2 separate regions of the Homo sapiens genome follow, and region 2 is linked to region 1. Evidence: chromatin loops called from intact Hi-C (ENCODE). Cell type or tissue: PC-3. All regions are shown on one strand. Links, peaks and the distances in the headings refer to the core of each region. The heading gives the core; the rest is flanking DNA.

Region 1 (8,345 bases), core at 25-8,024:
ACAAGATATTGCTTCACTAAGGGATGTACTTACAAGAATGGAGGTTCAACAGCAGACAAATGACCTCAGGGCCATTAGCTCTACCTTTACATGCATGACCCAGAAGCTGCTGGCTTGATGAAGTGCTACCTATTTCTTTTGTGTGTGTTTTATTTATATATCCCAGTTGTGCATATTTTTGGGGTACTTGTGATATTTTTACTCATGTATACAATATGTAATGTCAAATCAGGGTAATTGGGATATCCATCACCTCAAACATTCATTTTTTTAAAGGTATGTTGGGGACATTACAATTCTTTTCTTGCTGTTTTGAAATCTACAATAAATTATTGTTGACTAAAATTTCCCTAATGTAGTATCAAGTACTAGAACTTATTCCTTCTATCTAACCATTTTTGTACTGAGTAACCAGCTCCTAATTCCTCCCTCCCCCTCCTGCTTCCCTTCCCATCCTATGGTAACCAGCATTCTACTCTCTACCTCTAGGAGAACCATTTTTTTTTAGCTCCCACATATGAGTGAGAATATGTAATATCTGTCTTTCTGTGCCTGATTTATGTCACTTAACATAATGACCTAAATTCCATCCATGTGGCTCCAAAGGACAGGATTTCATACTTTTTTTATGGCCAAATAGTATTCCATTGTATATATGCCACATTTTCTTTATCCATTTATCCATTGATAGGTCCTTAGATTGGTCCCATATCTTGTCTATTGTGAATAGTGCTGGAATATACATTGGAGTAGAGATATCTCTTCCGTATATTGATTTCCTTTATGTTTTTGGATGTATACCCAGCAATGGGATTGTTGGATCATGTGTTAGTCCTATTTTTAGTTTTTTGAGGAGCCTCCATACCTTTTTCAGTAACAGCTGTACTACTTACATTCCCACCAACAGTGTATGAGTGTTGGTGGGAATATAACTGCATCTTTGTCAACATTTGTTATTCTTTGTGTTTTTGATAAAAGCCAGTTTAACTGGGGTGAAATGATATGTCATTGTGGTTTTGATCTGCATATCTTTGATGATTAGTGCTGTTGAGCATTTTTCTTTTCTTTTTTCTTTTTTGAGATGGAGTTTTGCCCTTGTTGCCTAGGCTAGAGTGCAATGGCATGATCTCGGCTCATTGCAACCTCCACCCCACAGGTTCAAGTGATTTTCCTGCCTCAGGCTCCCAAGTAGCTGGGATTACAGGCGCCCTTCACCATACCTGGCTAATTTTTTGTGTTTTTAGAAGAGATGGGGTTTCACCATGTTGGCCAGGCTGGTCTCGAACTCCAGACCTTAGGTGATCCACCCACCTTGGCCTCCCAAGTTCTGGGATTACAGGCATGAGCCACCATGCCTGGCTGAGCATTTTTCATATATCAGCCATTTGTATGTCTTGTTCTTCTTTTTTTTAAATTTTTTTTTTTTGAGATGGAGTCTCACTGTGTCACCCAGGCTGGAGTGCAGTGACACCATCTCGGCTCACTGCAACCTCAGCATCCCAGGTTCAAGCAATTCTCATGCCTCAGTCTCCCAAGTAGCTGGGACTACAGGTGCCCACCAGCATGCCCAGCTAATTTTATTTTTTATTTTTAGTAGAGACAGGGTTTCACCATTTTGGCCAGGCTGCTCTTGAACTCTCTACCTCAGGTGATCTGCCCACCTCAGCCTCCCAAAGTGCTGGGATTACAGGCATGAGCCACCACGCCCAGCCCGTATGTCTCCTTTTAGTAATGTCAATTGAGATATTTTTGCCCATGTTTTAATCAGATTATTTATTTGCTATTGAGATGTTTGAGTGCCTTATGTATTCTGGTTATTAATCCTTTGTCAGATGGATAGTTTAAAAATATTTTCTTCCATTCTGTGGATTGTCTCTTCACTTCGTTGTTTGTTTCCTTTGCTGTGCAGAAGCTGTTTAGCTTAATGCAATCCCATTTATCTATTTTCACTTTTGTTGCCTATGCTTTTGAGGTCTTACCCAAAAAATATTTGCCCAGAGCAATGTCCAGTAGCAATTTCTTAACATTTTCTTTCGATAGTTTCATAGTTTCAGGTCTTACATTTAAGTCTTTAACCCATTTTTGCATTGATTTTTATATATGGTAATAGATGGGGATGCTAAAAAGCCAGCTTCTAGCTCTAGGGGAAGGGGCCTCTGCTTTCAAAAGATGTTATATTCTTTAAATTGATTGCCATTATTATGATGCAGTGTCTCCTGATAGAAAAGGAACCAAAGAGTGGAAGTTGGCATGGCTCATCTCACTATCAGTCTAATTGACAAATTTGTGATTACTGTTCCCACAACTTTAAACCATGGATTAGAGGTCTTGGTTACTAAGAACAAAAAGTAAGGCTTCTACCAATGGACATGGTAAATGTTCCACTAAGCTTTGGCTATGGCTACCACCTGATCATTTTGTGCTTCTCACAATAGTGGCCAAGCAAGCAAAGAAAGAAGTTACCACATTGGCAGGATAATTGACCCTGGTTGTCAAGAGGAGCTAGGATTTCTGTTACAAATGAGGGCAAGAAAGAGTATGGATAGAGCTTAGAGTATTCAGTGAGATGCTTTTAGTTCTCCCATGCCTGATTGTAGCAGGGCGAGCCACAGACAAAACTCCTCAGACACCGAGTTAAAAAAGGAAGAGGCTTTCTTTGGCCAGGAGTGTCAGCAGACTTGTGTCTCAAGAACTGAGGTCTCCAAAGAAAGAATTCCTGTCCCTTTTAAGGGCTTATGACTCTAAGGGATCCACGTGAAAGGGTTGTGACAGATTGAGATCTATAGATAGCACATGTGGTTAGAGTCGGGGGTTAATCTTTTAACCTCAGGCCTGGTTGGTGGTGCCGGTTGGTCATTTCAGGAATGAAAACAACTTCATTCCTGTTGTTTTTCAGCTTTTAATTCCTCCTTCTCTTCAGAGACAGGAGACAGTAAGAGAAATGGCCTCGCTCCTCATTCCCCTCTTTGAGAATCTCACTCGCTAGTGCTAGTTCTCACTCTCATCTTCACTACACAGTCCTAATTCATGACAAACATACTTATTTTATGCTATATAGCCCTTTCCCAATCTAGAGAGCTGCATCTTATTTATTTCCATACAGGTCACTGTTGATTGCTGCACAGGCATCAAATTTTAAGATAATTTGTTTGGGGACTCCTTTTTCTTCTGTTCTAGTTATTACTTTACTCACATCAGCATTTCCCCGGTTGCCAGTCCTCAATCTTATTTCAAAAACTGTACTCATGGGGGCTCAGATGGGTTATAGCACACATCAGGCTGGTCGCTTCCTGGCCTGCATACCTTATACTGGGTGGCATTATACAAACAAGTCCCTTTTAGAGTTCTAGTATGTTCATAATAACTATAAAACAGAAAGACTGTTTTAACTTTTTGCCCTACCTCAGTAACTTGATGTATACACTGGGAATAGTCCTCAGTCTGAGGAAGGTCAGTTGAAGTCCTTACTGTACAAATCCAAAATTTAAGGAAAATAAGTCCCACGATGAGTTTCCTCATGCTTTGGCTGTGTGTGGACCAGTCAGCTTCTGGGTGTGACGAGAGTAGGGCTTGTCGTCTTCTTCAAAGTCACTTTGCAGGGGTTGTCCAGGCTTGGTCTCACCTCCCAGGTCTCAGGTGCTGCAGGTTTTATGCGGCTGTGGTGGATCCAGGCTGGGATTCCCTCTACCTTTACAGCTGTGGGAGTGGTCAAGACAACAGTCTGGGGTCCTTTCCACCACGGCCGCAAGGGGGCTACGTTCCAATCTTTGATCCACACCCGTTCACCTGGGGAGAAAGGGTGAACTGGGGAGAATAAGCTGATGGGACACCTCTCATTTACCCAGGCTGAAATTGTTTGTGTAATTTTCCCTAAAGCCTGTATCTGTCGCTGTAACTCAATTTCACCTAGCTCTTGAGAAGTGCCTGGGAGTCCTCGTGGTATGGGAGGGGGCCTATGATATAATATTTCATAAAGGGAATATCCTGTCCTTTTAGAAGGGGTACATCTAATCTTAATACCATAGGGAGAGCTTGTACCCACTTTAATCCTGTTTCTTGACACACTTTCCCTAAACTATTTTTGATAGTCCGATTCATCCACTCTTCTTTTCCAGAACTCTGTGGTCAGTAAGCGGTATTTATTTTCCATGTGAGCCCCAATACCTTTGCTGTCTTCTGTACCAAATCAGCCACAAATGCCAGCCTGTCATCTGAGCCGATTTGTAAGATCAGTCCAAACCTAGGGATGAGATCTCGGAGAAGCACACGGGTTACTTCATGAGCTTTCTCAGTTCGTAAAGGATAGGCCTTCACCTACCCAGATTATGTACACACTAGAACTGGCAAATACTTGTTAACTCCATATTTGGGCATCTCAGTGAAGTCTACTTGGAGATCTTCAAAGGGGGCTGCCCCATAAGCTTGTATGCCGGGCAAGACGGTTGGACCTTACCTAGTATTGTGCTGCCAGCAGGTGACACACTGCTGCGCCACTGTTTCGGCAAGGGCTGACAGATGCGAGATGTAGAAGTACTGGTTTAACAACTTTTCAAATGACTCTTGGCCTAGATAGGTGGTCTCATGCACAGCCAATACGACTGCGGTGCCCAGCAGTTGTGACACGGCTATTCTTCCATCTGATAACCGGATCCATCCCTCTTCTATCACCTGGCCCTCCCTCTGCCTGGAGAAAGTCCTTCTCTTCTTTAGAATAAGTAGGTACAAGGTCAGGTGCCTGAGGGAGCAGGGGTCAGTGACTGATGCCCGGTAGGGGGTGGATGCTGCTTTTGAGCCTCTGAGTCAGCTCGGGAGTTCCCCAAGGCAATCGAGGTGGAAGCTCGCTGGTGTTCTCTGCAGTGCGTGACTGCCACCTTTTGGGGGCTTCCACACTGCCTCTAACAATTGCAGGATCTCTCAATGATGTTTTATCTCTTTTCCCCCAGAGTTCAACAGGCCTTTTTCTTTATATAACACCCCATGCACTTGGAGGGTTAAGAAGGCATACCAAGAGTCAGGGTAAATGTTTACAGTCTTACCTTCATTTAGCTCTAAGGCCCAAATTAAAGCAATGAGTTCAGCCTTCTGGGCTGAAGTACCCTGGGGCAATGATTTGACTTCAGTGACAGTGTCCAGGGTTACCACTGCATATCCTGCACACGTCTCTTCTTGTGGGTTGACCAAGCTGCTCCTGTCCACGTACAGCTCCCAGTCTACTGATGTCCAAGGATGGTCTCAGAGGTTGGGCCTGCTAGAATAAACTGAGTCCAACACCTCTACACAGTTATGTTCAACTGGGCTCTCTAATACCGCGAGTAAGGTGGCAGGGTTCAAGGTGTTGCAAACATCAATGGTTATGCAGGGATTTTCACAGAGCAAGCTTTGGTACCTAGTTAGTCTAGCATTCGTTAGCCAATGATGTCCTTTGGTATTCATTAAAGTCACCACAGCATGGGGGGCCTTTATGTTCAGATTTTGCCCAAGAGTCAGCTTATCTGCTTCTTATGCTAACAGGGCAGTTTCTGCCAAGGCCCTCAAATATGGGGGCCAACCTTTAGAAACCCCATCTAGTTGTTTAGAGAGGTAGGCCACCGACCTTGACCAGGGCCCCGTGTTCTGGGTCAAAACTCCAACTGCCATCTTTTCTCTCTCTGACACATATAGTGTAAATGGCTTTGTCAGGTCAGGCAGCCCCAGGGCTGGGGCCGACATGAGTTTCTCTTTTAACTCATGAAAAGCTCATTGCTGTTGGGACCCCCATTCCAAATGTTCCTTGTCACCCCCCTTTGTGACTCCATACAGGGGCTTGGCTAGTACTGCAAAGTTTAGGATCCATAACCTGCAGAACCCCACAGCTCCTAAGAATTCTCTCACCTGCCTTTTGGTCTTAGGCTCTGATAGGTTGCAAATGACCTGCTTTCTTTCTGATCCCAAGTTGTGCTCCGCCTGTTGGATAGTAAATCCCAGGTAACATACTTGCTGTCTGCAGATCTGAGCTTTCTTCTTGGACACCTTTTACCAACATTCCTCCAGGTGGTGGAGCAGGGTATCCGTTCCCTTGGTGCACCCGACTGCTGTGGGGTGTCCCAGCAGGAGGTTGTCAATGTACTGGAGCAACATGCAACCTAGGTCTCTGGTGGGAAACTTTTGGAGGTCTCGAGCCAGTGCTTCCCTGAAGATAGTGGGGGGAGTTCTTGAACCCTTGGGAAAGCTGGGTCCAAGTGTACTGAGTAGTGACATCTGACCCCGGATCCTCCCACTGAAAGGCAAACAGTTTCTGGCTCTCAGGGGCTAGTGTGATGCTAAAGAAAGCATCCCTGAAGGATGAACCAGGTGAACCAGTCAGGTGAACCAGCTATCCTCAGCTGTAGCTTGGTTGAACAAGCGCAAATCCTGTACTGGCCTGTAGTCCTTGGCTTGGGAACAGGCAGGAGGGGAGTGTTCCATGGAGACTGACAAGGGACTATAATTCCAAAGGACCTCAGCTGCTTGAGATGGACCTGGATACCTTCAAGAGTTTCTCTGGGGACCAGGCACTGTTTTTGTCTGTCTGGCTGGGCCCCAGGCTTAACTTCTATGAGTGCGGGGGCCTGGTAGATTGCCAACCCTGGAGGATTGTCTTCTGCCCACACCTTTGGCCACCGCTTAGTCAGAGCTGATCCTATCTCTTGGCCTGGCCCAGTTAAGAAGAGTCCCCATTCCTCCTCCTGAGGAACCATAAGGGCCATGATGACTCCCGTTCCAAGTAGCTTTAGCTGTAAAGAGCTGTGCTTTGTAAAAGAGATGGTGGCTGTCAGCTTGCTAAGTAGGTCCCTTCCTAGCAAAGGCAAGGGGCAGTCAGGCATGTACAGGAACTGGTGAATCACTTCATGTCCCCCCACAGTGCAGGTCCAGGGCAAACAGAAAGCTTGCTTTGCTGAAACCCCTGTGGCTCTGATTATATCTATTGTCTTTTTGGATAAGGGGGTGACTGGGGTGGTTACTACTGAATGTTCAGCACCAGTATTGACAAGAAACTCAATGTCCTTGCCCCCAACTGTCATCCTGACCATGGGCTCTTGGGGACACATGAGCCTGGTCTCCCTCAGTCCAGTAACCCTTCTGCCAGATTGAACAAGGCCCCTTCGTCCTTCTCTGAGGCCTCCTGCTCAGAGTTGCCTTGTTTCCCTTTCAACTGGGGGCACTTGTCCTTCCAATGTCCTATTTCCTTACAGTAAGCACACTGCTTACACTGCAAGCGTGGACAGCCAGACTGGGTATGTTTCCTGGGGCCCCCCTTCTCTCACCCCTCAGGGGGACCGCTCTCATAGCTGCAGCTAGCAGGTCGGCATTTCACCAGGCTTGGCATTCACTCTCTCTGCAATTCTCTCTGTGGCTTACTGCATCTCTATTCACAAACACCTTGTTGGCTATCTCCAATAACTGTGAAGTATTCATGCCTGCAAACCCAGCCTGTTTCTGCAATTTTCTTCTAATGTCTTCTGCACTTTGACTAACTAAAGCCATGTTAATCATGTGCTGATTTTCAGGGCTATCAGGATCAAAGGTAGTATACATACGATAGGCCTCACATAGTCTCTCGTAGAATTGTGCTGGGCTCTCATCTTTCCCTTGAATGACCTCAGAGACTTTGTTAACATTTGTGGACTTCTGAGCTCCCTTCTTTAACCCTTCCAGAAGGGCTTCCCTGTACCGGTTTAGCCTTTGCATACCCTGTCTTCATTTGGGTCCCACAGGGAGTCTGTTCCTGGTAATTGTATCCTCACATACTCTTGTGGGTTTTGGTAATCAGCTGGAACATTTTCTTCCAAGTTGCTGCTTGGAGCACTCTCCTCCTTTCATCTGTGTTAAAGAGGTACATGAACAACTGGTGGCAATCAGTCCAGTTGGGGTTATGGGTCTGGATAATAGTTTGGAGCAAATCAATTATAGCTTGAGGCTTTTTGGTATAGGATGGGGTATTGTTTTTCCAAATGAGGAGATTGGCAGAGGTGACGGGTTGGTACACAAAGGCACACCTTTCTACCATGTGCCCGTCCTCATCTATCCCAGTATACCATTGCTCTCTTAAGGGCATTTGTATCCCAGTTCTAGGCCTCAAACAGGCTGCCAAGGGAAGGGTTTCTCCCAAGGTCTCAGATCCTTCCTTTTCTACTCTGGGTGGCCTAGGGGTATGTAGGCCTTGTGGAAGCTCGGGCGCAGTGGGCTCAGGAGTGGGAGGCCTTCCTCCCTGGTGAAAGGGTGGGGGGCACTGGTGCCATTTCTTGCCATGAATCCTGTGATGTTGGGTCTGACAGGACTTTAGGAGCCAATCCCCCTCGGCAGGTGGAGCGGGATTCTTCCTTGGC
Region 2 (8,345 bases), core at 63-8,062, 450 kb before region 1:
AATTGCAAGTATTGTTGATGTAGAGAAAAAAGAATTCACACATACTGATAGCAGATAAACTACATGTACAATCACTTTAATAAAACAATCTGCAAGTTTTTTTTTTTTTTTTTTTTTTTTTTTTTGAGATGGAGTCTCTTGCTCTGTCCCCCAGGCTGAGTTGCAGAGGCATGATCTCGGCTCATTGCAAGCTCTGCCTCCCAGGTTCACACCATTCTCCTGCCTCAGCCTCCGGAGTAGCTGGGACTACAGGCGCCAGCCACCAGGCATGGCTAATTTTTTTTGTATTTTTAGTAGGCATAGGGTTTCACCATGTTAGCCAGGATGGTCTAGATTTACTGACCTCGTGATCCACCCGCCTCAGCCTCCCAAAGTGCTGGGATTACAGGCATGAGCCACCGCACCTAGCCCAATCTAGCAAGTTTTTAAAAGTTAAACAAACATACACCTAAACTAAATGTACAATAACTTTAATAAAACAATCTAGCAAGTTTTTAAAAGTTAAACAACATACACCTAACATACCCCTTTGAGGCTCTACCCAAGAGAAAAAGAAGTACATGTACATACAAAAACATGAATATGAATGCTCATAGCAGCTTTACCTGTAATAGCCTAAAACAGGAAAACCACTCAAATGTCCATCGACAGATAAATGGATAAACAAAATGTTATATATTGATACAATGGAATACTACACAGCATTAAAAAAGAATTAATTATTGAGACATGTAACAACATAGATGAGTTAGACAACATAGACTTATCTATTATACATTTGCTTATGCTTTCATTTGGACAAAAGATATACTCAGAAGAGATCACAGTAGTATCTCTTAGGCCTAGAAGCTCTTAGGCAGGCCAATTAAACATCTGAGAGTACCACTGATACTTTCTTCACCAATTTCTCCTGATCACTTAGCCTCGGAAGGACAGTACAGCACATTTTTCAGGATACTGGGCTTACAGTCAGAGACCCAAGTTAAAATACTGGCTTTGCCACTACTTGCAATATAACTTTTAAGAAACCTAAGATCTCTAAATTTTATTTTCTCCTCTGCAAGGTAATACTGCAAGTATGACCCGCAGGTAACTTAAGATCTCTAAATTCAATTTCCTCATCTGCAAGGTAATATTGCAAGGTAAAGGTGTTATCTTTTTAACACAAGGAAGTTACAAAAATTAATTTTAAAATAGCTAACAATTATGGAGTGCTTACTATGGGCTAAGCACAGGAGTCCTTTACATAAAATATCCTAATTATTTCTATAGCCATACCAGAATATTTTATAGATGAGGAAACTGAAACTTGAGAAAGCTTGTTTAAGTTCACACAACTATAAATGGTAGAGCTAGTATTTGAAGTCATATAACTTCAAAAGCTGAGTCTTTAATTAGATAATATTTATAAATCATATACTATAAACCATACACAGAGATGGTACTTGTTAAATATGTTGAAATAAATTAATGGTAGCTATTATTATTACTATCATATATCATTTCATTTTTATACGAGGTTTCCTAAAATAGTGCTATGAATGAATGCAGCTATTTCCAGTTTTTATAGACTTATGACAAGAAACAGAGTATACTATTCCTAAACTACAAATCTGATCATGTCACATTCCAGCTTACAAAATGTTCCAAGACTTCTCATTGACTCTTCATTACCATTCAAGTTTAAGCTCAAAAGCAATTTCTGGTTCTCTCCAATTCCCTAAACAATTGTTATCTTTACTTCTTTGTGCTTCAGCATATTTTAGAAGATTTAAGGAACTACCGTAGCTTCTCTCAACAACTAGACACTCAGACAACCCTCTTTATGTATTATTATTATGACCCTTAACCACAAATATTGAAATGAGTCTTTTATATGTATTTCTGACCCATTAGATTGAAACTAAGGATTCTGTTTTTTATTACTCTTTGTATTACTCCAGTACCTAATCAATTGCCAGGAACATAATAGGCTACTAAATACATTTTTATTGAATGATTTTATGCTGGCTACTTGGAAAAAGAACTATAATTAAATGAGGGGAAAAGTTTAAAGATAGATATACACTGCATACATAATGTCCTCCAAAGAAATACTAAATTGAATCTAGCCAAAATATGTAGCATTTTAGCAAAAGCCCTATATTCAACTTTCAGTAAAAAACCTATTTCTTTGTTTTTGAAGGTTATAGTTCAAGAAATAAATAATCAGAAGAATATACTAACAAACAAAACCTATTACATATATAGAGGTTTATAACATTCTAATCGATTCAACATTCATTTACTGATTGTTATTGTACTAAGTTCTGTCAATACAAATATTTGTTTTCATAACAAAAGTCAGACAATTTTTAAAATGATCCTTAAAACTGACTAGTTTCTGGGTTTTGCTGATGATTTCTGAGATAGCGTCTTGCTCTGTTGCCCAGGCTGAAGCGCAGTGGAGCAATCATAGCTCACTGCAACCTCAAACTTCTGGGGACAAGCAATCCTCCTGCCTCAACCTTCTGAGTACATGTCACGTGCATGTACTCAGACATGTGCATGTACATGACACGTACATGTCATGACACGTGCATGTCACCACACCTGACTAACTTTTTTTTTTCGGAGATGCACTCTCACTCTGTTGCCTAGTCTGGAGTGCAATGGCACTATCTTGGCTCACGGCAACCTCCGCCTCCCAGGTTCAAGCAATTCTCCTGCCTCAGTCTCCTGAGTAGCTGATACTACAGGCGCCCATCACCACGCCTGGCTAATTTTTTGTATTTTTAGTAGAGACAGGGTTTCAGCATGTTAGCCAGGATGGTCTCGATTTTCTGACCTCGTGATCCACCCAGCTTGGCCTCCCAGAGTGCTGGGATTACAGGCGTGAGCCACTGCACCCGGCCCTAACTTTCTTATTTTTAGTAGAGACAAGGTCTTGCTGGTCTTGCTCAGACTGGTCTTTGAACTCCTGGGCTCAAGTTATCCTCCCACCTCAGCTTCCCAAAGCACTGAGATAACAGTTGTGAGCTACCACACCTGGCCCTAGTTTGTCGTTTAAAGGAAGAAAAAGGCATGTTTAAAATTAGATTACATCATTTAGGTTTCTATAAGGATATGAACTATATGCTAAGGTATGTGAGGGAGAGACAGTCACTAAGCATGCCATATTAGGTACAAGAAACAGGATATTAGAAAAACACTTAGGGCTGGTGAAAAGGAGTAGCAAAGATGATGAAGATGGAAAAGTAGGCCAAGAGCAGACTACAAAAAATCACATATGCTACACTGAAGGAGCTGACCTTTTCTTCACTCATTTACCAAGTTACTAAATGAGCATCAAATTACTGAATGAAATAGCCAGGGACTTTTTCAGCCACTAGGGATGTAACTGTGACCAAAAGCGACACGGTTACTATTCAAGGTCTCTTTTAAGCAAGGAAAAAGCATGTTATAGTTCTATTTGGAATATAATTTAAAAAGTCTAAAACCATAGAAATAATAAATTTATCTTCTGAGAATAAGAAGGCTTAGATTTAAATTATGAAAGAAAAATTCAATATAAAGAAAAGAAATTATCAAGACTCCTCTGGAAACATCTCTAAAAGATATTTTAGAGACTATATGAAGAAATTATCAGAGGGAACTGAGGCCTAGAGAGGTTAAATAACTTACCCAAGTCTACCCTGCTAATAAATTGTGGCCGAGACGGGACCTAAACTCAGTTTGTCCTAGCTCAAATACAAATTACCACTAAATTTACTGTTTAAAATATGATGATTTATCTTGTTCGGTAAGTATCCTCTACATTTATTTCAAAATAAACATCTCAAAAAAATCTTTATAATATTATTGCATATATATACATCACTATCAACAGAACATGCTGAATAGAAACAGCAAGTTAAAAAAGAAAAACCCTCCAAAACTTCCTAACATATTTAAAACAGCCCACGTTTTATACCACTCCCTATAAAGTTTCTTTTTATTTCTCATTTCAAATTAAGGAAAATGAACGAAATAATTTTCACCAATAAACTTGTTGGTAAAAATAAAAGGAATGTGCTCAGACAGCAATTGTGACAGCAGTTAAAAAAAAAATCACTAGAGGGCTCAGTATACTTGATATTGTGAATTGTGTTTGTAAGCTATTGGAACATGAAATAATTAACATCCATTATGCATAGATTTCTTATATTTGAATAATATTCAAATTATATTAACAAATGCTTTAAGTTAAGAAAACAAATGATTAAAGAAGAAGAATAATGTGGGTTATATCAAAACTCTATTTTACTCAACTTTAGAACTACATGCTAATAATATTTATTGTTTTATTTATATTTCCTGCACACACAATACCTAATTAAATGCAGCTAATAATCTTTGCTTCCAAATATTTGACATTCTTCTAACTTAAAACATTTCATATTGATTTTATACATTAATGAATACATAAAGTTAAACTGAAATTATTTCTTAGCAAATCAGCATTTCCTTTTAAACAGAAAACTGAGAGTCTCATGATCATTTATCTTAAGTGCTTTATGTTTAATCCAGATAGTCATTCTAAGTATATACCATTTTCCCTTTTAACTGGTTCTAACTACTAAGCATTTTCAAAACATATCATAATTAGCAGACCAGAAACATTTTAAGTGTTACAAGCTTCATTCTACATCCACTTTATACATATTTGGGACTCACCAGACTACTGATCTTACATACATACGCCAGACTACTGATCTTACATATGCTTATCTTACATATTTGGGACTCACTAGACTACTGAAATAAGATGACTTATTTATGAAATTCCATAGAAAGTGTATGTTTTGGATATCCATTTATTAAATACTGGTAATACAGGCTACTCGTGAGTGCGCACTCTATTTTTAAAAGTAAACTGGATGATAGTATTTAGCTGGAAGAACAAAAATATACAGTAAACATACCTCATTTTTTATAATAATCATATATATTTATTTTGTCAGTTAATTAGAAAGCATTAACTAAGTATCTAGGATGAACCCAAGAACATGCTGTCCCTCCCAAACTAGTGTAAATATCATAAGCTTAAGTTTAAGATAATCAAACCATAGACATTAAAATTTCAGCATATATTTATGATAAATCATATAGATACCAAGGACATACATTACATAATTTTCACAGTTTTTCTTCGGCTCCCTATAAAATGTGGCTTAGGCTCAAAATTTCAGAATTAGTGATGATAGCCACTCCACACACTCCGTCCAAGTTTTATATTCTGGAATCCCACCACTCTAATATTCCTCACAAACCTGGCTCCATGCCATAATCTACGTAAGTCACGAGATTAAAAATCAAACAATTTACATGAATACCTTATTTAACATACTTGAGTATTCATTAGATGATCAGATGATTTTCTTTTAGATAACTGGATAAATTTTTTCATTTAAAGGTCTTCAAGTACTGACTACTTTACATGTGTGTGTATGTGTGAGTGTATAAAACTATTTTTGATAATTACTCTAAAATAGATGACTTTGGGCTTTCCTAACAGGATACGTTTTAAAAAAACTCTGATCTTTCATTTATAGGTGGAATCATTCATTTATTTGGCAAATAGTTCTTGAATATCTCCTCTATGTGGCTTAAACTGTTCAAACACTCAATAAGGTAGACAAAGTCTCTGCTGTCATGTAGCTTACATTCTAATTAGGGTGGAAGACAAAAAAAAATCAACATGTTTACTAATTTAAAAATTGTTTCAAATGCTCCTATGAATACATTTTAATAGATGGTGTAATGGGGAGTGAGACATAACAGTTACCTTAAATTAGGTTTCTAGAAAGGTGCCTCAAGAGAGGTGATCTGAGTTGAGAATAAAATGACAAGAACCAGGCCACGAAAAAATTTGAAACCTCAGTACATTCTAGGCAAAATGAAGATCCAGAAGCAGACCACTAAATCAGGACTAAGTTGAAATGTTGAAGGAACTGTACAGAGATTAGAGTGGCTGAGTAAGAGGTCACACATGAGATGGGAAAGAAAGACAGGAATTGTAGGTAGGTCATAGCAAAGACGTTGGATTTTTGTTCTCAACACAATTAAAATCTCTGCAGGATTTTAAGTAGAAGAATAATATAATATGATTTGTAATTTTTAAAGCTGTCTCTGGCTACCATGTGGAAAAAAGACTGAGAAGTAGCATAAAACTATGGCAGTAATACAAGTGAAAGGTGATGCTGGTTTATACTGGAGTGTCAGCAGAGGAAATGGAGAGAAGTAGCAGAACCCAGGCTATCTCTTCGAGGTACAGCCAATGGATCTGATGATGACTTAAATGTAAGATGGTGGAAAAAAAAAAAGAGAGATAAATCAAAGATGACGTTTTTCTTGAGTGAAAAATAGTTTTTAGGATATGAGGAAGATTAAGATGACAGACTGAGAGAGAAAAATAAACACTCCATTTGAAGTACCTATTATACATCTAAGTAGAGATTTCAAACAGGCAATTACATCAGAATTTGAAAGTCATGGAAAGGTCAAGGATTTTTAAAAATTAATTTTCAGAAAGGTAGTGATTCTTCCAAAATTATATAGTAGCAGCAGACTCAAATTTCAAAAGTTTGCATTCTAGTAATCTTTCTAAATTCTGTCTAAAATAAGAAGTTAACGGACACTAGGTAACAGTTTAGTGGATTCTTCGAGGAATAAAGTATATAAGGTTTTATATAATAATACTACACCTCTATTTTAGTTGTTAGAAATCTTCTTTTTGTCAATTAGGGTTTATCAACTGTATTTGTGGTCAATGGAATTTTGTAATATACTACTTACACTAGATAAGCATTGTTATAAGTAACTAGTCACAAGATTAAACTTCAATCATCTTAATAAAAATACTTTTGATAGTTAACATAACTTAATAAACAAATTTTATTATTGAAAGGCTACGTGACATACAACAATGCAGATTTTTTAATATTTAAAATCTAATCATGCAACAGCCTCTAAAAATTGAATAACTTGGTGTTCCAAATGTAATCAAAGTCTTGCTTAGGAAGAGTAAACCATATCCAATATAATATCATAGATCTCACATATTTGAGAAACGTTTGGCTATTCAATAAATATGAAATTGAACTAAAAGTTAAGTTTAATATATTCTGATTATTTTACTTCAACAATTCATATGATTACTTGGGCAAAAGAATCATACACATTTTACCACATTAACATAAATATATAATTAGTAATTATGTAGATAAAAATCTTTAAGGTAATTTTAAAAGATCAACATAAAAGATGAACATTGCAAGATATACAGCTATGATAAGCTTTCAGCTTTCCTAATTACCAAGTGATTTCTCAAATTAGAGGAACAGTTAAGTAAATTATGATATACCTATTCAATGAAATAATATGCATTCATTAAAATAGTAATCAAGGAGAATATGAAGCAACATGAAAAAAATCCTATATACATTAAGTGAAAAAAATACAAAATTATATTTTATTTTATTTTTTGAGATGGAGTCTCGCTATGTTGCTGAAGTTGGTCTCAAACTCCTAGGCTCATGTGATCCTCCTGCCTCAGCCTCCCAAGTTGCTGGGATTCCCCTCATGTGCCAGCATGCCTGGCTCCAAAATTATATTTGTACTGTGCTTACAACCATATTTTAAAAGACCACATTAAAAAACTGGAAGAAAATACTGCTGGCTGGCTCCACTCCTCTATTGTTATCATGGAGTCCCCTTTTCATCTCTCTGAGGATAAACCTAATTTATAGGTGAAAAAGCTTTCAGATAACAGAAACTGATTCATATTTTACATGAGTGAGCCACCTTTTGCCCTAAAATTCTCATCCTTTTTAAGTTTCAGGGGATCTCTCAGTAATAGATTCAGATAAACAAGTGTAGAAAGCTCAGGACTTCAATTTAGGCCTTAGAGACCTTGGGACAGGTAGGTTTATGGATATGTTAATTTCAGGTAAACTATGTTAACATACTAGGGCAAGTATCTTTATCTGACCAGTTTGTTTCCATAGAAAAATGCATTTGAGTTGTAAATAAACAACTTAGAAATCAAGGCTTAGACCATAATCTTTCATACTCTACTAAGAACAATAGAAGACAAAATATCAGCTACCCTAATCATAGAGAAATCTTAAAGGTGAGGACTACATATTAAGAAACAAACAAATTAATCCTAGAAGTTGAAAATAAACAACTGAAAAATATTTAAAAACATTTTAAATATTCCCAGTCTAATTCATCACTGTCCAATGGAAGTATATTAAAAGTCATATAATATATACTTACATCTTCTAGCAGGAACATTAGAAACACACAAAAACATGTGAAAT

What was found. Hi-C counts contacts between places; a loop is a spot of excess contacts. Peaks named below come from ENCODE experiments on the same cell type or tissue, not always from the same donor. Only the 100,000 strongest peaks of a DNase experiment are listed, where the experiment ranks them.
Region 2: a loop joins it to region 1, with 5 times the contacts of the local background. A loop is called at or near these places in 3 of 110 quality-filtered maps.

The regions. Positions count from the first base shown.
Region 1 is chr6:101,222,197-101,230,541 of GRCh38, forward strand. The region is part of intron 6 of LOC107984041 (a long non-coding RNA gene); the gene reads left to right. Among named protein-coding and RNA genes, the nearest start is that of GRIK2, 170 kb to the right of the region's middle. In PC-3, for the core only: a CTCF peak has its summit at 4,877 (motif pointing left); DNase peaks (open chromatin) are centred at 4,545 and 4,795; H3K4me3 peaks cover 647 bases; H3K27ac peaks cover 1,269 bases.
Region 2 is chr6:100,771,771-100,780,115 of GRCh38, forward strand. All of the region lies in intron 8 of ASCC3 (activating signal cointegrator 1 complex subunit 3), which reads right to left. Among named protein-coding and RNA genes, the nearest start is that of ASCC3, 110 kb to the right of the region's middle. In PC-3, for the core only: a CTCF peak has its summit at 4,079; no DNase peak of the experiment used is centred there; H3K27ac peaks cover 305 bases.